3 separate regions of the Homo sapiens genome follow, and all the other regions are linked to region 1. The links are chromatin contacts, found by Hi-C or POLR2A ChIA-PET in ENCODE. All regions are on one chromosome and are shown on one strand. The core of a region is the stretch at or near the end of the contact, and the rest is flanking DNA. Distances in the headings are between cores, read along the strand shown. Region 1 holds the start of ISCU (iron-sulfur cluster assembly enzyme). Region 2 holds the start of MAPKAPK5 (MAPK activated protein kinase 5). Region 3 overlaps DTX1 (deltex E3 ubiquitin ligase 1).

What was found. Hi-C counts contacts between places; a loop is a spot of excess contacts on that map. ChIA-PET counts read pairs that join two places held with the same protein, here RNA polymerase II (POLR2A). Pooled maps may share reads with other maps.
Region 2: a loop to region 1 is called in a map of naive thymus-derived CD4-positive, alpha-beta T cell, with 17 times the contacts of the local background. The contact joins the promoter of MAPKAPK5 here to the promoter of ISCU in region 1. A Hi-C loop is called at or near these places in 1 of 168 maps with a recorded cell type or tissue (naive thymus-derived CD4-positive, alpha-beta T cell) and 8 of 50 pooled maps.
Region 3: a loop to region 1 is called in a pooled map, with 2.4 times the contacts of the local background. The contact joins the enhancer-like site here to the promoter of ISCU in region 1. A Hi-C loop is called at or near these places in 1 of 37 single-sample maps with no recorded cell type and 2 of 50 pooled maps. POLR2A ChIA-PET finds 5 or more read pairs at or near these places in 1 of 52 experiments (OCI-LY7).

Annotation. Positions count from the first base shown.
Region 1 is chr12:108,561,345-108,564,044 of GRCh38, forward strand. ISCU (iron-sulfur cluster assembly enzyme) reads left to right here and starts at 1,252. Exons shown (of 5, transcript NM_213595.4): 1 at 1,252-1,392. The coding sequence starts at 1,279. RefSeq lists enhancers at 1-77, 932-991, 1,062-1,141, 1,672-1,741 and silencers at 1,352-1,471, 2,432-2,481.
Region 2 is chr12:111,840,810-111,843,509 of GRCh38, forward strand. MAPKAPK5 (MAPK activated protein kinase 5) reads left to right here and starts at 1,419. Exons shown (of 14, transcript NM_003668.4): 1 at 1,419-1,960. The coding sequence starts at 1,925. It overlaps MAPKAPK5-AS1 (MAPKAPK5 antisense RNA 1), which reads right to left and starts at 2,196. Exons shown (of 2, transcript NR_015404.2): 1 at 518-2,196. RefSeq lists enhancers at 995-1,274, 2,005-2,104 and silencers at 1,305-1,484, 1,565-1,914.
Region 3 is chr12:113,085,300-113,087,999 of GRCh38, forward strand. All of the region lies in intron 3 of DTX1 (deltex E3 ubiquitin ligase 1), which reads left to right. Among named protein-coding and RNA genes, the nearest start is that of DTX1, 30 kb to the left of the region's middle. RefSeq lists a silencer at 1,525-1,614. Within about 2 kb of position 1,257, at least 9 of the 41 ENCODE cell types and tissues checked have a DNase peak (open chromatin) inside an H3K27ac peak, as active enhancers do; they include OCI-LY7, where a contact is called at or near this core.

The DNA.
Region 1 (2,700 bases), core at 2-2,501:
CCAGATATAAAAACTCATTATAATGGCATGCGTTCCGTCACAACTTCGGACAGAAGTTGGGTCTTTGGGCAGGAAGTGGAAGCCATAGAGGAAGTCATGGAGCGAGAGTGATGTCTGTAGTGAAGAATTTGGCGCCATCTTGAGAAGGTCAAAGTGATTCTTCGATTAAATGCCTTACTTATCGCCTAGTGTGACCTGGCGCTTGGGTTTACTCTCCCCAGCAACTGCGCCTCAAACGCAAAGAAAACTGCAGGTCCTCGGGGAAGGATCGATTTCACCATTCAAGAGAAAAATCCATTTCCCAGATTCCTCCCCTTTATGTAAACGTCTGGTACCTAGTAGACGTTAAATACACGTGAGTTTTCCGGTTTTATAAGATCACATACTGCAAACCAACAGTAAATTACATTAATACGCATTTCTTTAGAAATTCTTAATTGCTAGGCACTGACATATAAATTGAGTTTGCTGTTGTTTTAGAGAGAAAAATAGACATATTCATTTTTTTTCAATCAGGACATGGTATTCGTTTCCTTCTTAAGCTTCCCATTTTTGAGGTAGGAAAGTATTGGTGTGTGTCTCTATCTCTACCTTGCTCCCTCATTAGCAGGCTTAATGGGCAGGAATTATGTCTGTTTTGCTTTCCGTTGGATCCCCGGGTCTAGTAGAGCGCCTTGACACATAGTAGGTACTCGACACAGATGCTGGCTTCATGATGAAGCAATTGTCCTCGAATTAATACAAAAGGGAAGATTCAGACTCAGCGAGCCGGTACCATTCGTCTAGGGACACACAGCCAGGAAGGAACCGAACCAGGATTCTAACCCAGGATTACCCAAGTTCGAATTCTAATTGAACATAAGTCCTTAGCGACCTTGGACGGACTTACTAAACTGCCCTGAATCTCGGCTTCCTTAGCTGCAAAATAGGGTTAGGAAAAGTGGACTCGGTGCTCCTCTGCGCCGCATTCCCGCAGCGGGATTTGTGAAAGCGAACTTGAGCCCCACACTGCAGAAGCCCTGAGGTCCTGTCTCAACCAGAATCCAGCACCCAGGACAAGCCCTCCAGCGACTTCAGACCTTCCCGCTCCCGACCCCGCCCGCCCCCGAGAGGCGTGGTCAAGGCGGGGCCAGAAGGCGGACGCGTGCACGGAGCGGTAAAGCGCAGGCGCAAAGCTTCGGTGACGTCAGAGAGGCGCGCTCCCAGCTCGGAGCCGACTCGCAGACGCGCCCCGCCCCTCGGCGTCGCTCTGGACTGGCGCAGGCGCAAGCCGGCAAGATGGCGGCGGCTGGGGCTTTCCGTCTGAGGCGGGCGGCATCGGCTCTGCTGCTGCGGAGCCCCCGCCTGCCCGCCCGGGAGCTGTCGGCCCCGGCCCGACTCTATCACAAGAAGGTAGGGACAAAAGAGGGACGCGCGGAATGCCGACTCAGCGGAGGCCTGGGCTGGAGGGGCGGCCGCGGGGTTCTGCGCAGCTAGGACTGGGAGCTGTCCCCTCCCACGTCTTTGCCCTGACTCGCTTTCCCTTGCTGCGCAGTGAGGCTCACTGCAACTGATAAACAACAGTTACCGCTCATCGGGCGGCGACTTCCAGGGGGCCCCGCCGCTGGCCGCGACTTCGTGCGTCCCAATTTTAAATTCGCCAACAGCCCAGGAGGCAGGGTCCTGTTGGGACTTGTCTTTCTGAGTCCAGGGACAGACACACCCCCGGAGCGGGCTCCGGCTTCAGCCACTCCGCTGCCCTGGCCAGATGACCTTGGGCTAGTCACTGCGCCTCTCTGAACCTGTTTCCCCAGGTGTAAATGGGGGGCTCTCAGCTGTCCCTTACAAAGGATACTGTGCGTGGAGTCCTGGCATGGTTCCTGGCACATAGGCCCCAGCACGAGGAGACCGTTTCTGTTACTGCTTTAGGAGTGCATAGGGGAGTCAGGCTTGTAACCAACATGCGTAATGTTTTTGTTTTGTTTGGGGGGTTTTTTGGCGGGGAAGGAGGGATAGATTCATAGTCTGCAGCCCCTTGCTGTCTGGTGGCACAAAGTCCCCCAGACGTGAGACTCCCACTCGAGAAACAACTAAAGAATGCCATAAATCAACGTGGCACAAAAGGCCCCTACATTAGATACTATCCTGAGGTCCCTTTTACTTGGAGTCAAAATCCTTAGTCAGATGGGGGGAAAAGGGGACTGGAAGATCGGCGTGCTTACTACTAACCAGTAACCAAACCTCAAGGTTATTAAGGCCTTCTGTGTGCCAGTTCGAATGGATGTTTATTGTGATCTGGCTTCTGCCCTTTCTCCAAGGGCTTCTTCACTCCTCCCCCTCCCGGGGGTGTGTTTTGTTGAGGGTACACCCTGAAGAAACTTGGACTAGCAGCCTTTCAGCAGCCAGGGTGCGCTGCTGCACCAGGGTGATGACAGGCTGTGAAATACGGTAATGGCACTGTTTTTATTTTAAAAGACACATAAACGTACACATTCCATAGCATTGTTCCCTGTGTAACAGTCACCTTAAGGCTTCTAAGAAAGCTTTCCCTCCCTGGGCCATGGTTATTTTTAGAATTTTTAAATAGTAATCATCCTTTGAGGATGGATTTTATTTGAAAATAACAAAACTGCTGTTTGAGCCCAAGTCTGGTGATGTAGGTGGGTGAAAGTCAAGTATTTTTGTAAAAATCCTATGGAACTAAGACATGATTTCACTGAT
Region 2 (2,700 bases), core at 169-2,668, 3.3 Mb after region 1:
ACATCACTCTTTACTTTAAAACCTTACAATAGCTTAGAATAAAATCCAAAGTCCTGATTATGACCCCCAAAGGCCACATATGATGCAGCCCCTGCCCACATCTCCAACCTCATCCTTTTTATACTTTTTTTTTTCTTTTTTTGAAATAGAGACGGGGTTTCGCCATGTTGGCCAGGCCGGTCTCGAACTCCTGACTTCAAGTGATCCGCCCGCCTTGGCCTCCCGAAGTGCTGGGATTACAGGCGTGACCCACCGCGCCCAGCCTCCAACCTCACCCTTTATCAGTCTCCTCCTACTCGATCTACTCCAGCTACAATGACCTTCTTGCTGATTCTTGAACATATTTAGCTTATTTCCACCTTAAAATTTCTACCCATCTGCCCAGAAATCTTTCCTTGGATTTCCAATAGCCAGCCCTTTCTCATTCCTCAGGGGTCTCAGCTTAAATGTTACCTCCTGAGATTCCTTCCTTAATCATCTAATACGAAGAAGTCCCCACATCCAGTTATTCTCTTACCTCAGCATCCTGTTTATGTTCTTCTTAGCATCAGACTCGGGCTTTTTCCTGTTTATTACCTACTTCGTTTTCCTGAAAGATCCATGTGCCGGTACCATGTGTTGTTCCTACTGTTTCTCCAATGTCTAGTAGATTTGGCACATACTGATGTGCAATTAATACGTGAATGAAGAACCATTGACAGACGATTAGTCAAAAGCTCTTGCAAAGCCCTTTGATAGGTTATCGGTGGAGAGTAGGGAGCACAAACCTGGGGTCCCATTCTAGCTTGACCACTTCTCGGCTGTGCACAAACTAGTCTAGCTCTCCTGAGCCTCAGTTACCTATTTTGCAAATTAGGGATGGGAACATCCATACCTCACGACGCCAAACGGCTACCTTGTAAAGACGAAAGGAGGAAATGCAGGAAATAACTCCACGTAAGGTTAATGCTCCGTAAACAGAGCTGCTACTGCTATTATATATTCTATACAATCCTGCGCCCTTAACGGCAGGACCCTTTCAGTGCTTCAGTCCTGTCTTCTCTCTCCTGGGTTGACCTCCACAGATCCTCTCAGAAGAGCGTTTTCCAGGCGTGAATCTCCGCAGAGTGGAGATAAAGGCTGAGGCCCCAACGCACGCGCACTCACGCGAGTCCGGGCCTATGACGTCATTAGCGCAGCGCCATCGCCGCGGAAGGCCCAGGGGCCTGTCCTGTATGCGGCGTGTCTTAGGGAGGCCCAGGCGGACGCCTGCAAGTCGGGTGCGCGGTTCGGGGGCGGCTCGGAAACCCCAGCGGAAGGCAGCAAGGGGCGCGTGGGGCCGTGGAGTCACGAAGCTGGGCGGCAGGAGGGGCGGCCTGGAGCTCCCGCGGGGCACAGCGCGTGCGTGAGGGCGGCCGGCGGGGCTGCCCGGCGCGGGTGTCCCGGCGATGTGTGGCGCTGAGGCGGCGGCGGGAGCAGCGGCGCCGAGCTCTGCTTCGGCTTCGGCTTCGGCTTCGCGGCGGTGCAGGCGGCGGAGGCGGAGGCGCAGGCTCTTCTTTAGGACCTGGCGAGCCCAGGTCTAAGCGGCGGCCCCGCGAGGCCCTTGCACGGCGCCCCGGGTCGAGGCCCTCCCCGCCTCGCCCTACCCCAGGAGCCTGCCTCCCCAGCTGGGGATGAGGCTAGGAGGCGGCCGCGTGGGGCCCAGCACAAAGACCTGTCCCCAGGGGCCGCCGCCTCCGCCGCTGCTGCTGCCGCCAGCCTAGAGCCGCCCGCCGAAGCAGAGCCGGCGCCGGGGTCCTCATCCCCACCGGTCCCGAGGGGCGGCTGCTGCCCGTCGCCACGAGGCCCAGGGGCCCGAGTGCCGAGCCCTTTGCTCCCTCGGCCGCGCGGGGACAGGGCTGCTGAGCAGCCTCCGCCTCTCCCGGCTGTGGGGGCCCCACTGAGTATGTCGGAGGAGAGCGACATGGACAAAGCCATCAAGGTAAGGGGGAGGTGCCCCCTCTTCCCCCGCGTTGTCCTGTGGCGTTCTTCTCGGCTCTAGCCTCAAAAAGCAGGGAGATTTTGCAGTGAGAGGTTCCATCGACTACCGGGTTTCGGCCTCCCCCGGATTCCGTGGATCGCGCTTTACAGCCCTGGGGCCAAGGGTTATGGGTGTGGGTGTAGGTGTGTGTCCGACTCCCGCCAGCTTCCCTGGTGAGTGTGATTTGTGCTCAGCTGGAACAGAGGTGAGTGGCCTGGAGACACTATTAAGTGTCAATGAATGGGACGAAGAGAGCCCTACTACTACTACTACACGTTTCGATCACTCCCCAAGGCCGCCAGCATTTGCTTCCGGATGGTCTACAGAACTTGGAGAGTTGGAATTTATCCATCCCTCCCGATTTGTTTGAAATCAGCCTTCTGGAAATCTGCAGTTGGAAAAAGGTGGTTCGCCGTACAAAACCTGTCCTTTGGGGAATAGGTTGTCCTCACTTTTCCGTGTATTCTCCCCTTTTTCTTTTTCCTCTTCTTTCTCCTAGGAAGCATTGAGTTTACTTAGGAAAAGTTAACAGTTCCTGTGACTTAACTGCACTTAAACCAAAAGAAAAGCAAATGTGTGTTCGAAAATTACACAAATAAAATAAGTTTTCTAAAACCTGTTTTTAACTTTTTTTTTTTTTAAAGGCACATTTTGCCCACTCAGGGCCAGTTATCTGTCTTGACAGCTGTAGCTAAGAAATT
Region 3 (2,700 bases), core at 7-2,506, 4.5 Mb after region 1:
TTAGCCTCCCAAAGTGCTGGGATTACAGGCGTGAGCCACAGTGCCCAGCCAGGCCTGCTCCCATTTTAAATCCACCCTTGTCCCTCCCATCTCTATCAGATTTGTACAACATTGCCAAGCTGATAATTCCTAAAGAGACGTCATTTAAGTTTCCGTACCCTTGGTTCTTAGTTGAACCTGAGAACTTTTTCCTGTTTACTGGCCATGAGTGGTTCCTTCTTTTGCCAATTACTTGTGTATTTCTTTGGCTTATCCTTCCCTGGAGCTGTTTATTGCTTCCTTATTAATTTGCAAGTGTTCTTCCTGCATTAAGGGCATTAACCCTTTGTCTCCCATCTTTTCTGTAGTTTGCTGTTTCTTTTTCCTTTATAGCATATGTTCATCTGTTTTTTAATTAATTCATTCATATTTATTGAATAACTTCTGTGTGGCAGGCACTGTTTGGGGCCCTGGGGACACAGCAGTGAACTAAACAGACAGTCCTTGCTCTCTTGGAGCTCACATTCTAGTGGGAGACAAACACGAAACAGAATAAATTAATTGTAGAATATGGTAGAAAGTAGTAACTGCTACAGAGGAAAAATATAGGAGAGAAAGGATGTAGGGAGTGATGAGAAGAAAAGGCCTCATGGAGAAGGTAATACCTTCTTGAGCAAAGGTGGAAGGAGGTTAAAAAGCAAGGTATGGTCCAGGCACTGTGGCTCACACCTGTAATCCCAGCACTTTGGGAGGCTAAGGTGGGAGGATCACTTGAGCCCAGGAATTTGAGACCAGCCTGGACAACATAGTGAGACTCCACCTTTACAAAATTTTTTTAAATTAGCTGGGTGCGGTGGTGCGTGCCTGTAGTCCCAGCTACACAGGAGGCTGAGGTGGGAGGATCCCTTGAGCCCAGGTTGCAGTGAGCCAAGATCGAGCCACTGCACTCCAGCCTGGGTGGCAGAGCAAAACCCTGTATCAAGAAAAAAAAAAAAAAGCAAAAGAACTGGGGGAAGAGCATTCCAACATGCCAGACAGCAGAACAGCATGTGCAAAGGCCCTGAGGCAGAGTGGGTCTGGGGTGCCTGAGAAGGCCAGTGTGGTTGGAGAGGCTCAGGGCAATCGGTGGGAAAGAAGTAAGAGAGGAAAAGGCGCCAGGTCACACAGGGTCTGGAAGGTTGCGGTTAGGACTTTGGCTTTTGCTCTGCATGAGAAGGGAACCAGCAGGGCTGTGTGTTGGGAGAGACGGGTGGGACTGTTTTAACAGGTTCACTCTGAATGCTGAGCATAGACCGCAGTGGGGCTGAAGCAGGAGGCCAAGGGCAAAGGGACTTTGTTGTGGTGGGTGTGTTTTAGGGTTTTCCTTCCTTTTTTTTCCTTTTTTCTTTAAATTTCTTGCAGTGATTTTATGCTTTTATTTTTAAAAAATCCACATTTTCTTTCTCCAGATCTTCCATAAGTATTACATTTCAGGGGTTTGAAAATGTTAAAGTACTGACAGGTACACTGTGAAGTCAAGGACCCCACCAGGCCCCTGGCTGCCCACCCTCCCCCACTTTTCTGCCCCGCTAGCCACTGGTGTGCAGTGACTGTCACCCCGCCTCACCGCTGCTGCAAGGTCAAACCAAACACTCCCCCCACCCTGCCCCCCACCTGAAGCACTTCCTGCCCTGCTCCCTGGGAGACCAAACCACACACACTCCTGTCTGCACGTGGCTGCCCCGGGCCGTGGGAACAGCCGGTCCTGCCCTCCCCTCCCCTACCTGACCGGTCCTCCCTGCCCCCAACCATCTCCTCCCGTTCCTTCCCCCGCAGAGAGCTGGGCAGGCTGGAGGACCGGGAGGGTTGAAGAGTGACCCCCGCAGCCCCCATACCTCTAGATAAATCTGAGCCTCCAATACCACTCACACCTCAAAATGTCTCCCGAGGGGACTTTTACATCCTTTAATCTCTAGAACATGGAAGTAAGGGGTCTAGAAGACAGAAGTAAGGGGTCCCATTTCACAGAGGGGACACTGAAGCCCAGAGAAGCTCAGAGGTTTGTCTAGGCAGACGGAGGTGCTGGGGTAAGGAAAGGGGAAGTGAGGACCCCAGACAGCAGCTGAGGAGGAGTCCATGGGCACCTGGTCCCCCGGGCTTGCAGCGATGTCCTTCAAGTCTCTGCAGTGGGGGTGGCGGCAGGGACTTGGCCCCAGGCTGTGTTCCCCAGGACTGTGGGGGGAGGAGGGGGAGAAGGCAGCTATGAGGCAGAGACAGCCCTGAAAGTGGGGAAAGGTGACAGGCTCACACCCCTAGAAAGGAGAAAGGGAGAGGGTGGGGGGTCCCTAAAGCACTGTTCAACTTCCTTCTCCCCATAAAGTGACATCCTCACTTCTGCCCCCTCCTCACCCACTTGGCCCCAAATGACTGAGTCCTGAGGCTCCTGGGGCTCTTTGGGGTCTGCTGGGTAAGTGTGAGGTATCCTGAAGGGGGCCAAGGCCAATGGGGGACCTGGAAACTAGCATCAGAGAAAGTAACAAGTCTAGGCCTGCTGGGGGTGGGAGGGGAGAGATAAGGAGACCAGACTTTGGAGGAGGGAGGGGACTTGGCTGCCCTAAAGGGAGGGTCAGTTGTCAGTGTTTCGGGATCCTGGACCCCTCTAGGGGACAGAGAGAGGTGGCCAAAGCAGGCCAATGGATCCAGTTAGACAGCCCTGATCTACCCTGCCCAGGCCTGAGCCAG